Regions from separate parts of the Homo sapiens genome. Here region 2 is linked to region 1. A link is a loop called in an ENCODE intact Hi-C map of the cell type or tissue named here. Cell type or tissue: B cell. All regions are shown on one strand.

Region 1 (8,000 bases):
ACTAAAAGAATGAAATAAAATGTTCAGATAAGAAGTAAAAGCAATCATTAAATACCTATGTTCTGTATATTGTGTCCCAAATTAAGTTGCATAGGCTTGGAAAACATTTATTGTATATATTTCAAAACATATCTTTCTCATTTGAATAATGATAGCTAGAACTTTATTATATAACAGATCCAAGCGTAATCCAGGAAGAGTCTGAATCTATATATGTGATAGCCAGAGATTGAATATACCCAAGTGTCCTCTGTATGGAAAAAAATTTATCTGGGCCTTTTTAATATTTTGGCTGAAAAGGCTCATCTGTATTTTTCCTAAATATTTGCCTTAATCTAGATCACTCTTGCTAATAACAGGTACTGTAAGAATTACATCGCCGGGCGCGGTGGCTCACGCCTGTAATCCCAGCACTTTGGGAGGCCGAGACGGGCGGATCACGAGGTCAGGAGATCGAGACCATCCTGGCTAACACGGTGAAACCCCGTCTCTACTAAAAATACAAAAATTAGCCGGGCATGGTGGCGCGCGCCTGTAGTCCCAGCTACAAGGGAGGCTGAGGCAGGAGAATGGCGTGAACCCGGGAGGCGGAGCTTGCAGTGAGTCGAGATCGCGCCACTGCACTCCAGCCTGGGCGACAGAGCTAAACTCCGTCTCAAAAAAAAAAAAAAAAAAAAAAAAAAGAATTACATCAACCACTTCACTACCAAGGCTTGTTATTTTTTTCATGTGTTATGAAGAATCAATATATAGGAAATTCTAGAGATGTAACCACAGTGGTGGAAGTATAAACCCAGCCCTGATTAAAATAAATTGCTGTCTTCCCTTCAATGGCTATAAAATACTTTTCCCCACTCCTTCTTCTCACATCCCTCTTCTCCTCCTCCTCCTCTTTCTCTTCCTTACCATTCCTGCTCCTCTGTTCCTGTATGTATATATTCTGCACAAATCTGACTCCAGTTATTCCAAACCAATTGCCATTCTTCACATGTGCCATGCTGCCTATTGCTTCCCTGCCCTTGCACAGGCATTTCCCTGCCTCTAAATTGCATTTCCCCTTTTCTTCACCTGTCTATGACCTATGGATACTTTAATCTCATCTTGGGCATCATTTTCTATGAGAAGCCTTTTCTAATTTCCACCACTTCCTCCTCATATGCTGTGTTATTAGTCTATTCTTACTTGCCATTCCTCCCCACTAGACAATGAGTTTCCTATTGTGATACTGCCCTGTTTTGCCAGCTCCTGGCAATTGCCTGGAATATAGTAGGTGCTCACTAGCTGTCCGATGAATGAATAAATGAGTGGGCATATTTGTATATGAAAGTTTGAAAAACTTTGTACAAGTCAAAAGAGGCTAGCCTTTGTATGTCTAAACAAAGTAAATATAGGTGTCTACCATTTCTTTTTAACTGAAAATAGAAAAGCTTTTGCATTTTTAAAATTTTACATTGTTTAGCATGGAGTTATATATCAAAGATATTTTTATCCTCATTGAAATAGTAGCCCAAAATTACCACTATAGTTGATAAAATGATTTTCAATTTGATGGTAATAAGTAATATCATGAAGACAAACTACTTTAGGTTTCTATTAAATAAACCATTGCATATAAGTAAATATATGCATAAATAGACAATACTTGGTAAAATAATGAAATGCTCTTGCAACTGTAGAATATTATTTTTCTCCTTTGTGCTATATATTTATAGCATTTAAGCAACCATGTCATTTACTCAGGTTTTCTTATATTAGTTGATCAGATCTTTTTTCCCTTGGTATCATAGTCTGACATAATTATCAATAATACAGAAAGGTGATAAAATCATTATTTTACAGAACAAATCCTTTTTCTGAAATCCTGTGTGTCTGTGTGTGCAGATATCTCTAACAGATACCTTAATCATTTTCATTGGAATAGGAATTAAAAGTCATTTTGCAAATAAGGTAAGTCTAGACTCCCAAAATAAAAATTCTTATGATCAAATATTCATAGATTATGAGGTTATTACATGCGAGGCACTGCTCTAAGCACTTTACATAGGTCATATCCTTTTATGCTGAGAGTGGTTTTTATTATGATCCCATTATATAGGTGAGGGAATTGAAACACAGATTAAGAAATGGGCCCAACCTAGTGTGGCAGTGCCCAGTGGCAGAGCTCGGATCAGACCCCAGTGGTCTGGCTGTAGAGCCCGCGCTCTAATCATTTTGTTACACTGCCTCTCAGATGCTTCCACTCTGCTTTCTTCCATGTGCAAACTATTGTGTGCAATCCTGTATATGATGATGATAGTATTTTATTTTTTTCTGTCTGAGAAGACTGTTATTTTTCATAAAAGAGAGTTTTCTTATGTGATATGAATTAAGGTTCATAAGGTTAGTTTTCGAAGTTGCATTCTTTGTATCAAGAATTTATTTTTCCATTGTTTAAATTATTGGATAGATGTTGCTATCGGAGCTCCACAAGAAGATGACTTGCAAGGTGCTATTTATATTTACAATGGCCGTGCAGATGGGATCTCGTCAACCTTCTCACAGGTAAGGTACTATTCTATTTCCAAAAGAAGCATTGGTTATAATGCATATCCTTAAAACTTCCAGGGTTTATGTGGACTTATTTTTCTTAATTTTCTCATTCAAATACTTAACACTTTATTTCACCGTTTACTTATAGTGGCAAATGATCTTATTTTAAGGGATTAATAACTCTTCAAACTCCCTTTCTCCATAAATAAGAGTTGTAGTTCATTTCCACCCTAGCTTGTCTATAGCCCATTAAAGATTTCTCTTTGTATTTCATTAAATTGCATTCTGAGGTAATATCCATATGATTCTAAAATATGCCCATTTGGATTTGATTAACTGTGTCTTGGCCTTGTGGCTAGAGCCCCATATTTTGTGAAGATTGCACAGGGAGATCAAACACACATATGATTCTCTGGGTTTTTTTCACTGTTGAGTAGTAAGATGATAGCACTTTAATAATGTCTCAGGATCTTACTCTGACTTCACTTTTGTATGTTGAAAAATCATGGCATTTCAGTGCCTAGAAAAAAAATGACATTCATATGCAGAGAAGAAAAGTTTTTCCCTTGATATTTGCATGGAAATATTAGCTGGCACAGTTATTTTTGATTAGAAAAATGAGCAAATGGTTCTCTGTAATTGACATAAAAGAAATGTATTTGTCTAGTAAAAAAACTAATTTTCTTAGCACGAATATCAGCTTAATATTTATAAACCTGTATGTGAACATGAAATTAGATATGTGGAATAGAAAGTACATATCTGGCTAGGGTTGTTCTTGTTAAAAAGTCAGCTTTTATCAAAAGCCTCAGTCATAGGCTCCACTAAGTGATTATAGACATCTTGTTTTACAAATTCTTATTTAGTTATTCATGTTGGGCAAGGAAGTAAATAGAGAGCCTGAAGAGACCTAAGGAGGCCAGACATGGTGGTACACACCTGTAATCTCAGCTACTCAGGAGGCTGAGCTGGGAAGACTGCTTGAACCCAGGAGTTCAAGGCCAGCCCAGGTGCCATAGTGAGACCCCCACCTCTAAAAGACTTGAGAGGGAGTAAAGACTATTTCAGAAAATCTGTACAGCATAATTTTCCCTTTGCTCGCAAAGTAAATTTTTTTAGTCACAAATGTCACCTGTTCATTTCAAGCTGGAAAAATTTTGTCACCCTTAGAAGTATTTGATTTAACTAAAATGCAGCTTTGTTAGTAGATGTGCCAAGGCATGCCTGGGAAAGCTCATTATTTAGCTAAATCATTGCTTCTCTGGTATATTAGTATTCAAAAACTACTTCCCACTCAACTTTCCTATTTTTCAGAGAATTGAAGGACTTCAGATCAGCAAATCGTTAAGTATGTTTGGACAGTCTATATCAGGACAAATTGATGCAGATAATAATGGCTATGTAGGTGAGTAATTAGTTTATCATAATTTATAAATTGGAATAAGCTCTATCATAGATACTGCTTTATAGTGAAGTACGTAAAACTGGTATGAAAGACTTCATCTTACTGATAATTTTTTTTCTTCATTTTTAAAGTTCTCCTTAATTCATTCCTAAAATGATCAAGTAATTCCTCAGCTTAACAGTGCTAGTTACACAATGTTATAGTCTGTGTTTTTGAAAACATGAAAGCACTCATGAAAATCAAATATATGAGGAAAAGAAAGAAAATTTTTATTTAGAAAAATTTGAGTGAATGTTTCTAGTCCAAAAATTGAATTTTGTTTTAGTAAACTTGTTTTTGTCATAAAGTTTATGATATATCATAATGGGATGAATGTTGTACATGAATAGATTCAGAGAAAAGTGGAAAGAATCGTAAGATGTTAGCATATATTCTCTAATTTTCTATAAATAGTGTTTTAGGTAGTCAAAGGTGATACGTAGTTAAGTATTTATGGCTGAAAAATAATTCTCTTTGACTAATGATGATCATTAATCTGTGTTGTTTTTTATCCTCCAGATGTAGCAGTTGGTGCTTTTCGGTCTGATTCTGCTGTCTTGCTAAGGTAAGACTGATATATTTCACTGCTTAATTGCAATTTGGTTTAATTGTAAAATGATGGGAGGTGGTGTTTAAAATCAGCAGTGGTAGTGACCTCATGATGCTCTTTTGGTATTCTGAAGCTTAATTATTGATTTTTAGGGTATTTTTTTCACCTTACAGAGATATAATTAAATCATCAAAGTCAATATTTTTAGACATTTAAATAAAAAGTTATTTTGCCCTGTGCACAGAAATGTAATTAGTATGTACACACATAATAAGACTCATGAAATTACTTGGTGAATGTAAACTGAAAAAACAAACGCATTTCTCTCCTTAAGGAAAAATAATTCTGCAATTAACATTGCTACTTTTATTTCCTTCTCAGGACAAGACCTGTAGTAATTGTTGACGCTTCTTTAAGCCACCCTGAGTCAGTAAATAGAACGAAATTTGACTGTGTTGAAAATGGATGGCCTTCTGTGTGCATAGATCTAACACTTTGTTTCTCATATAAGGGCAAGGAAGTTCCAGGTTACATTGGTGGGTATGCCCTACAATATTAATGCTTGATGGGGTGCGGTTCATTCATTAATCCCACAATCCTGCTTGGAGCCCTCACCGGTTTTCACCACGGAGATCTTCTTTAGAGCGGGGGAGAGAAGCTACCTGATGCATGCTTTTCCTCTCCATCTTCCAGATTCTTGCGTTGTTCTAACCAATGAGTTGGGCACATTAGAAGGCTGTAGTTGTTTAGAGATTATGAGAAGCAAAGGACATAGTATCACTTGCTATATTAGTTTAAGGTAAACCAACTGAGCTTAACCTGTGAAATCTCTTTCTTCTTGACATTGGATAAAATTGACATTTTATCAAGTGTCAATAATTGAGGAAAGCCAGGCATGGTAGCTCATGTCTATAATCCCAGCACTTGAGGAGGCTGAGGCTTCAGCCCAGGAGGTCCAGGCTACAGCAAGCTGTCATCACACCACTGCATTCCAGCCCGGGCAATGGAATGAGACCCTGTCTCAAAAAAATAATAACCATAAAAATAAATATTAAAAAAATTGAAGAAGCTAGACTTGATTCTGATTTCTATAAATAATATGCTTGTTAATAATTTACTGCGACTACAAGCTCCTAAGAACCGTCACCTATGTCCCTCTGTATAGGCAACTCTCAATTATCTGCTCTGGAGAAAGTATCATTGATATAGCTCATCCAAAATATTGTGGTGGGGAATCCCAAATCATGTATATATGACTTTATAAGTATTTTTGCTAGCAGATTAATGTTCCTAATTATGTTTTATTTAGGCTAATATAAGAATAACTACTAGTGAAATGAGCCTGTGGTAGGAGAAGAGCATATCTGGGCATATCATTTAGAGATTAATAATTCACAACGTTTATGATCCCCTATTAGGACCTGTCAAGAGTTTATTGTATTCATGACCCTGCAGGCTGCTGTTATCTAAACATCGTGAAGGGCCCACATACTTATTAAATAATGCCATGGATATGTAATAGAGGTCTTAGTATGCATTAGGTACACAATGAGCCTGTACCTGAAAGGTACACAATGAGCCTGGCATCTCTACTTTAGATCAGACTCATTTTTAATAGTGTCCTGGAAAAGTCATGGCCAGAGCTACAGTAATAAGAGGGTGGACAAGCCTTCATCTAGTTATTGATTGGAAAATGGCAATTTGAGAGCCTGACCACAGAGTAAATTACACAGTAACACAGACAAGCTGAAGGATAATCTGAAAGACACACATTGAGTAGATGACGCTCTTTCCTTTTACATAAAACTAGTGTTTCCTCTACTAACAATTCCATTGTGACCAGATATTTTTAAAAATAGTTGAAGACAAACATACGAAACACATAAATAATCATCACATTATTGGAGAAGCATACCTTATAATTATCATAAAATGACTCCCAGGAGAAATAATTCACATGGCAAGCATGTTTAATAAAACCAGGACATTTTAACTCTTACTAATAGTGGATTTTTTTTCACCTTTTTCATTTACTTTTTTTCTGAACTCAGGGCAATGAACTTGTAGACAGCTATATCAATTGCAGTGCTATTTCTCTGAGGTATTGAATCTCAGTTATTATAATTTTGAAATCCAATTGGCTTGGACTTCATTATTTTCCAACTAAAAAGATGATTGAAGGATTTATTTGAAATGTGTAAAGAGTAATATAGATTTTATGCTTATGTTTCCTTGAAAAAAGTAGGTAAAATTCTTCTGGAAGTGTTACTCCTAAAATACAAATGAACATGTCAAGAATTACATAAATTCTTTAAACTATCACTTATGAATTATTGCCTCTATGTAGTGAGTGACACCTCAGCAGACTATTAGATTTAGCTTGCATGGCAAAGAACTCATTTAGATTCATGAAATGGTTCTCACTTTCTTGGTAAGATCTGGCTTGGACGTTTTTGTTAATTTTTTCTTTTTTCCTTTTTTTTTTCTTTCAAATTTGGAGATCTTCATGAGCAGATGAATATTTACTATTTCAGATTTGAAATAAACCCTGCCAAACTGCTAGAATATTTATTGAGAGAATTTTTTAAAAATTGCACAAATTAACACTGGAAGGTCAAACTAGAAACCAATAACACACAGAGGAAGGACAGATAATCAGGGCATAAGACTGGAAAGATGACATTTTTAAGAAAACCGTATATATAGATTTGACTTAATCATGTGTTCACTTCATGTATAAAAAAAAGCCTTCAAATCAGAAACAAATCTAAAATATAAAAAAGTCATATATAAAATTAGTCATATAACCACATAAGATAGAATTATTCCAAGTGACATTTGAGCAAAGTGCTGTGTCTATACTTCCTTAGTCAATGTTCTGAGAAAAAAAGGAATATGAAACATGCAAGACTTTTATTAGCAACAATTTTTATATTTTTGAAATTTTTATATAAAGATTAAGCAAATAACTAAAGATTTTAATGTTGTTAATAGAAACCTAGAGGAAAGTTCATAAATCTTTATAAAAGCAATTTTTAAAATTTGTATTTTTAATTGTTCCCTCTTTCATATTTCAGGTTAGTCTTTAAAAAGCTGTTTAATAAAGAGAATTCCAGATATTATTTCCAGTAGTCCATATAACTTTAACTATTATCACTTCAAAAATAACAATAGATGTATTTCAGTAATTAGATTAATTGCAATTCTCTATATTTTTGCAGTTTTGTTTTATAACATGAGTTTGGATGTGAACAGAAAGGCAGAGTCTCCACCAAGATTCTATTTCTCTTCTAATGGAACTTCTGACGTGATTACAGGAAGCATACAGGTGTCCAGCAGAGAAGCTAACTGTAGAACACATCAAGCATTTATGCGGGTAATGTAAGCTATTTTTTATTAATGAATATGTGAACTTCAACGTTGTTGATAGAGAGCAACTTATTGTATTGGTATCTTTTTATAAAATGTAGATAAAAG
Region 2 (8,000 bases), 1.5 Mb before region 1:
CTAAAGTCAGACAGTGATTTAAGATGGTGAGGAAAGAAGTCTAAATCTCAACTCAGGAGATATCTTCTTCCAGCTGTGCACAACATCAAAGACACCCACTACTTCTTTTTACTAGGGGAGGAGGGGTGTCAAACAGTCTTAGGTCAGTGACAAGAAAATACTGCCCTGTACCACAGCTGGAAGATGCAAAAAATTTATCATATCGAGTGTTTCATGGCAATGCCAAAAATCTCTAGTCTAAGTGTAATACACATTTAAAAACGGAAATATATCTCTGGTTACAGATGTGAAATTAAGTTTCCATGGTCTTAAGTAGCAAGTTATCACTGTAATAATATGATGACTAATTAGGTCAAAATCTAAAAGATTTGTAAGAGTGAAAGAATTTTCATGTAAATAAGAATCAAAATATTTAATATTAGTGAAATAAGACTAAGCATGACTTTAAAATTCTTCCTGTTATACATGATATTAAATTGGAAATGATAATATATATCTGAAGGAAACTTTTGAGTATGAGCAAGGACAATTTTAGCATTTTCATGGTTAAATAAAAGCTAAATCAAAACCATCAAATAATGAATATAAAATAAACACAAACTGAATAACAGCATGATAAAATTACCTGCATTTGAAACAGATTAAAATCGATCAACTCTATTCTATCAAGTGATTCTAAAAATATATGACTATACCTGTGTGGTTGCAAGGAATAGAGGTTTTTGTAGAATATCAGATATTTATTAGATTCTCATGAACAGCAGGGAATGAAGTGGAGGAGATACCAACTTTATTGTTTTATAAAAATGAAGGGAATGGTTCTTCAAAGGAATGGTTTGCAGTCAAGTAACCATGTACAGTATTAAGTCAGATTAATTTGATAAATATCTAAAGTGTTTTGATCAGCATCAAAGTGTTATATTAAAGAATATTAAATATGGCCAGGCGTGGTGGCTCACACCTGTAATCTCAACACTTTGGGAGGCCGAGGCTGGTGGATCACGAGTTCAGGAGATCGAGACCATCCTGGCTAACATGGTGAAACCCCGTCTCTACTAAAAATACAAAAAAAACTAGCCGGGCGTGGTGGCAGGTGCCCGTAGTCCCAGCTACTCGGGAGGCTGAGGCAGGAGAATGGTGTGAACCCAGGAGGCAGAGCTTGCAGTGAGCCAAGATTGTGCCACTGCACTCCAGCCTGGGCGACAGAGTGAGACTCCATCTCAAAAAAAGAAAAAAAAAAAGAACATTAAATATATTTATTATAGTTTTAAAATGAAAATATCATCCAACATTTTTATCCCAAGGACTATAAAGCAAAGCAAAAATAGAGAGGTATCAGTGAAGTGGCATCAACCCTCTGGTCTAATGCCACTGAATGGGACCAAGTATTGAAGATAATTACTTACCACATTTTGGTTAATAAGATGCGCCACAAATTTTGAAGCAGTCAGGCAAAGTTGCTGAAAAATAAAGGTGGAAAGTTAACCTATAAACTAAACCCAATTTTCATTTATTTACATAATCTATGGCCTACTAACATCATCTATTTAAAACATGTACCACACAAGTATAATTTTTACATTATAAGAAAGTTACAAAATAAAACACATGAAAGAGTATCCCTTCTGGTTAAATAGTTATAGTTCTACAGTTATAGCCATCATTTTTGTGGCTCATCAATAGTGGCCAGGGATATTTAACAGATCAAAGAAGTTCTCATGAAAGACAGTTTTTAAAAAGCATTATGTTATGTAGCTGTGTCAAAATCAACCTTGCTTACTTTTGTTGATACTGGTTTGTTAGTTTGTTCCTATGTATCATTCTACTTACAAGCCATTCATATATACCTTGTCATTTCTTCGATAGCCTTTTCGAAAATTAAGAATTAACCTTTTGAGGATTAATTCTCCAATTTGTGGAAATTTTGAGTTGATAATTGCCACTAATGCTGCATAAACATGGGTGAAGATTGGAGAAGCACTCTGTGCTTGCAAAACAGACCTGGACAGCAGTCCTCTGTTTAAAAAAGAATTTAAAAAGGAGTCAACAATAATCACCAAATTAATTAAACGAAACAAAAACTATTAAAATTCAGTAATATTTCTCTATAAGTAATCATAAAATCTAAATCAGAACTAACTGGAAAGAGTTTGTCTTACTAATAAATAAAAATTGTTTTTCAGAAAACGAAATGTGAATTTGTGATTTTGTAAAATAGAATGAAGATTTTACTGCAATTTATCACCAAAATTTTTCTCTCTACATATAATTCCTCTTTTCCCAGTCTGTTATATCTAATCATGAATTTGAACCTTAAAAAGGTTCATATAAATAATTTCTTTAACATTTTTTAAAAAGTAAACAAAAGCAGACCTGCTTCAAAAGTATAAAAGGTAGATAACATAAAGTTTCTACTACAGATCTGTCATTTTTATAAAATTAATTTTGTGATTAAAGACAAATTTGGGTTTAAATCTTTAAGTCTAATTTTAGTAGAATAAAATGAAGATGTGGAATACTCCTGTGAGAAATAAAGAAACGAATTAAAAGCAATGCCAGATTAATGCTAAAACAGTAACAGGAAATTAAAAGGTACCTACTTGTAACTCATTTTGAAAATGGTCATGTTTCTATATGCATTTGATGAGGAAGGGGAAAGGCAAATTGGGCAAACTAAAGTTACTTTTAGCAATGTAATGACAAGTAATTATTGGATTGCCAAAAGTCAGGAAAAAAAGTCTTAATGGTAGTTTTAGATATGACAACTGAATCACTAGAGTGGAAAATAAGAAAAAGGATGCAGCTTATAAATTATAGTATCTTTAGCAATCCATAACTCTTCTAAGTCTACTTTTTTTCTAAGTAAATTGGAGAGATCTCTGCCCACTTTTGAGGATAATGGCTGTCTCTTGATCAACTTTCTCTACCTCTAAAACTTGCTGCTCCTACTTTATACCCCCACCTTTTTTGGAGAGGTTGGGGAGAGACAGGGTCTCACTCTGTCACCCAGGCAGGAGTGCAGTGGGGCGATCTTGGCTCACTGGAAGCTCTGCCTCCTGGGCTCAAGCAATCCTCCCACCTCAGCCTCCGGAGGAGCTGGGACTACTGTGTGCCACCACGCCCAGCTAATTTTTGTATTTTTCATAGAGACAGGTTTTCACAATGTTGCCCAGGCAACTCCTGGACTCAAGTGGTCCTCTTGCCTCAGGCTCCCAAAGTGCTAGGATTACAGGCTAGGATTACAGCGACCGTGCCTGGCCACTACATTCCATATTTTTTTAAAGATGAATCATAGTCATGTAAAATGACATGAGAAAACAGCCCTCAGATTTTAAAATAATAAATACAACATGGAGTAATTCTATTTTCTGACCCTTTTAAATATCACCAATTGCTTAAAGCCACATATTCTTATAGAATACGGTGATTCCCTTCTGCTTTTCTAAAATGTATTGCTCATCTTTCCCATTTCTCTCACATTCCCATTTCACTCTCACTAGAAATTAAATTGGAATAAAGGCCATATATGACGAACCCATAGCTAATATACTCAACGGTGACAAGCTGAAAGCTTTTCCTCTAGGATCAGGAATAAGAAAAGGGTGCCTACTCTTTCCAATTCTATTCAACATAGTACTAGAAGTCCTAGCCAGAGCCATTAGGCAAGAGAAAGAAATAAAAGGTATCCAAATCAAAAATAGAGAAGCCTGTTTGCTGTAAACAGGATCTTAATATAGAAAACCCTAAAGACTTAACCAAAAAATTGTTAGAACTAATAAACTAATTTAGTAAAGCTGCAGACACAAAATCAACATACAAAAATCAGTAGTGCTTCCATATGCTTACAATGAACTATCTTTCTGAAAAATCAAGAAAACATCCCATTTACAATAGCTATGAAAAAAAAAGTTAGGAATAAATCTAACCATGGAGATGAAAGAGCTGTACACTAAAAACTACAAATTGCTGATGAAAAAATGGAAGAACATGCATGACATCCCATGTCCATGGACTGAAATAATATGTTAAAATGTCCACAGTACCCAAAGCAACATACAGACTGGACTCAATCCCTATCAAAATTCCAGTTACGTTTTTCACAGAAATAGAAAAAACAATCCTAAAACTCACATGGAACCACAAAAAACTCCAAATAGCCACAGCAATCTTGAACAAAAAGAACAAAGCTGGAGGCATCACACTCCCTGACCTGGAATCTGCTACAAAGTTATAGTAATCAAAACAGAATGACAATAGTATAAAAACAGACACATAGAGCTACAGAGAACAAAGAAACCAGAGATAAATCCAGACATTGGCAGTCAACTGATTTTCGACAAAGATGCTAAGAAGACACAATAGGGAAAAGACAGTGTCTTCAATAAATGGTGCCAAGAAAACAGAATACCCAGATGCAGAAGAATGAAAATAGACCTTAGTCCCACAGCATATACAAACATCAACGCAAAACAGATTAAAGACTTAAACATTAGACCTGAAACTGTGAAACTACTATAAGTTTCTAAAAGAAAAATACAAAGGAAAAGCTCTGAGACACTGGTATGGTTAATGATTTTTTGGATATGACCCCTAAAGCACAGGCAACAAAAGCAAAAAGAGACAAATGGGATTACATAAAACTAGAATGCTTCTGCACAGCACAGGAAAATATCAACAGAGTGAAGAGATGACCTACAGAATGGGAGAAAACATTTGCAAACATACACCTGATAAGGGGTTAATATCCAAAACACATTAGGCATTCAACTCAATAGTAAGAAAACAAATAACCCAATCTAAAAAATGAGCAAACAAGAACAGACATTTTTCAAAAGATGTACAAATAGCATATATATATATATGAAATGCTAAACCTCACCAATTATCAAAGAAATACAAATTAAAACCACAATGAGACATCTCACAACTGTTACAATGGCTGTAATAAAAAAGATGAAAAATAGCAAGTGTTGCCAAGGACATGGAGAAAAGAGAATGCTTGTACACTGTTGGTAGAAATATAAATTAGTACAGCCATTATGAAAATAGTATAGAGGTTCCTTAAAATATTAAAAACAGAATTACCAGCCAGGTGCGGTGGCTCACGCCTGTCATACCAACACTTTGGGAAGCCAAGTCGGGAGGACTGCTTGAGCTCAAGAGTACGAGACCAGCCTGGGCAAGATGGCAAGACCTCATTCTCTACAAAATATTAAAAAATTAGCCCAGTGTGGTGGTGAGTGCTTGCGGTCCCAGCTACTTAGGATGCTGAGGTGAGAGAATTCCTTGAGCCCAGCAATTCAAGGGGGCAGTGAACTATGACCATGCACTGTACTCCGGCCTGACAATAAAGCAAGACCCCCATCTCTAAAATAAATCAATATAAAAAAAATTTTTTTTTATTGTAACTACCATTTGATCCAGCAATCCCACTATTGGGTATATATACAAAGAAAATGAGATCAGTATGTTGAAGAGGTATCTGCACTCCCACATTTATTGCAGCATTATTCACAATGGTGAAAATATGGAAACAACTAAAGTGTCTGTTGTGAATAAATGGATAAAGAAAATGTATACATGTATAATGGAATACTATTCAACCATAAAGGAAATCCTGTCATTTGGGAAAACACAGGTGAACTTGGAGAACATTATGCTAAGTGAAATAAGCCAGGCACAGAAAGACAAATAATGCATGACCTCACTAATATGCGGAATCTAAAAAAAACTGAACTCATAGAATCAGAGTATAAAATGATGGTTACCAGAGGCTGGGGGTTGGGGGAATTTAGATGTTGGTCAATGGACACAAAATTTCAGTTAGACAGGAGGAATAAGTTCCAGAGATCCATTCTACAATATTTTGACCACAGTTAATAACCATATATTATATACTTGAAAGCTGAAAACAGAGTAGATTTTTAAGTGTTCTCACCACAAAAAATGACAGGCATGTGAATGCATGTTAAACAGCTTGATTTAGTCATTCTACAAAGTACATATATATCAAAACATCATGATGTATACCACAAATATACACAATTTTTACTTGTCAATTTAAAAAAGAAATAAAAAATTAAATTAGTTTGAGGTAGTATATTTTAACATTCGTTATTCCTCATGAGTTTAAATTACTGGAGGCATTAAGTAAATGTCTGCAAAAACCATTATGTGAAATCAAAGCTTCTCAAAAAGCAAAAATTCCATACAACCTCTAACAGCAAGGCACAAGTTATTTCTTAGCAGTCTATATTTTTATAAGTCCTGCATTTTAAATAAATATTCTCAATGACCTTTGAAATGAAGTAGCACAATAAATCAATGATTATTGTTCATGTAGATATTATATTCCTTTGAAAAAATACTTAGAAATACTACAAATAAAATAGCCAATACTTACCTTCCTCTAACTATATTTTCTTGAAGAAGCTCTTGAATAATAATACTTATGTTGGAAATGTTGACTTTGTTGATAAGGCCATTAATTGACTTCTTCAGGGCCTCCCAACTCATCCTCTGGTATGCTAAGCTAAAAAGAAGTGATTTTAATAAAGATTAAAACTTAATTACAATAATAAGAAGCTATAAGAACATAAAAACTACATAGTGCTCCTTAATTTTTGACATTATTTTCATGAAACGACCCCCAAGTACAGTAAAATATATGATGCCTATCAGGATAAATAGATTATATCCTGAACCATATTTGATTTTCTATACATATGCTTAAGTATACACCATTTTTCTTTAATAATACAATAAGATTATGTAAGGATATATAAGGATAACATTTTGTTCTTATGCCTAGTACATTTAATTTATTAGTCAAATTCAATACATGCTTATTTTACATATAATGCTTGATTTAAACTTGTCTTTAATGGAAACCTTTAAAATAAATGCAATTAAAAAAATTTAAATGGTAACATGAAATACCCAAATATAAGCCACAAAAAAAATTTGTATGTCCCTTCTCATAAAAAGATGACAGAGACAACAAAATTAAATGTTTTAAGCCACAAAGAAATGGTAACTACAGGAAAAGGGAGTCACATGAAATCATGGGGCTGAATTACCTACCATTCAGTGTATTTTAAAGACAATCTCTATGTTGATGTAGTAGTCCTACAGCTATACCAGTTGAATGTTAGATAGCTGTACTGCTTTTTACCCTAGATTTTGGGGAAATTACTTGGCCTCATTGAGTTTCTTTAGGTTGAATTGGACAATGTCTAAGATCTTTCAATGCTCTACAGTTCTATGGGTTTTGTAACTGCTTTTCTGTGGAATCTGATTTCAGCTGCAGGAAGTCTTAACCTTTTTTCTTCCATACATGTCTCTCTCGGGAAGTCTGGTGAAATCAGTAGACTTTTTGGGATGATATATACAATGAATAGGATTACAAAGGATACTAATCATACTAAAATTCAGTTTTTGAAACATGAGAAGAACAAAAGTTTGATATAATATTCTATGTGCTTCATAACACATTAAACAAGAACTGGCAGTATGCTTAATAACTACTTAAATTTCTAAGTAGCATGGCCATAATCCGTATCATGAAATACCTGTAACAGACTGTCAATACTCTGATCTATTGCCTACATTCTCAAAAGAAAAAAACAAAAGCTAAACTTTAGAGATGAGTAAAAATAAAGATTCAATTTTTTCCCCAAACACATTCATGGACTGATTGCTTGAATTCTATTCATGGACCTCTTGAGGGGCTTGTAGGTTAAGAATCCCTGTTCTGGAGTGGTACAAGGAAGGTTGGTGAGAGCAGTTCTTGGTGGGAACGAGTATTGTATCACTGATATTGTTTAGTATTGCTAGCATGGTGAGGATAAAAAACAGACTCACTTTGCGGTTAATTTTATTTTGTTTCTAAATTCTCTATAAATTATGTACCCCCTTACTGCCTGTACCCAAGGTGGACTATTCCACTGTTTCATAACTCCAACCTTTTGGTATTCCACTATCTCTAGACACAAGATGCA

The links. Hi-C counts contacts between places; a loop is a spot of excess contacts. Peaks named below come from ENCODE experiments on the same cell type or tissue, not always from the same donor. Only the 100,000 strongest peaks of a DNase experiment are listed, where the experiment ranks them.
Region 2: it touches region 1 in a loop (4-fold over the local background); 3 of 110 quality-filtered maps call a loop at or near these places.

The regions. Positions count from the first base shown.
Region 1 is chr2:181,490,879-181,498,878 of GRCh38, forward strand. ITGA4 (integrin subunit alpha 4) reads left to right here. Exons shown (of 28, transcript NM_000885.6): 11 at 2,447-2,541; 12 at 3,844-3,934; 13 at 4,493-4,538; 14 at 4,905-5,059; 15 at 7,745-7,899. Among named protein-coding and RNA genes, the nearest start is that of ITGA4, 37 kb to the left of the region's middle. In B cell, no CTCF peak of the experiment used is centred here; no DNase peak of the experiment used is centred here; H3K27ac peaks cover 1,484 bases.
Region 2 is chr2:179,971,787-179,979,786 of GRCh38, forward strand. It overlaps CWC22 (CWC22 spliceosome associated protein), which reads right to left. Exons shown (of 20, transcript NM_020943.3): 6 at 6,404-6,532; 7 at 1,848-2,016; 8 at 1,407-1,460. Among named protein-coding and RNA genes, the nearest start is that of CWC22, 32 kb to the right of the region's middle. In B cell, no CTCF peak of the experiment used is centred here; no DNase peak of the experiment used is centred here.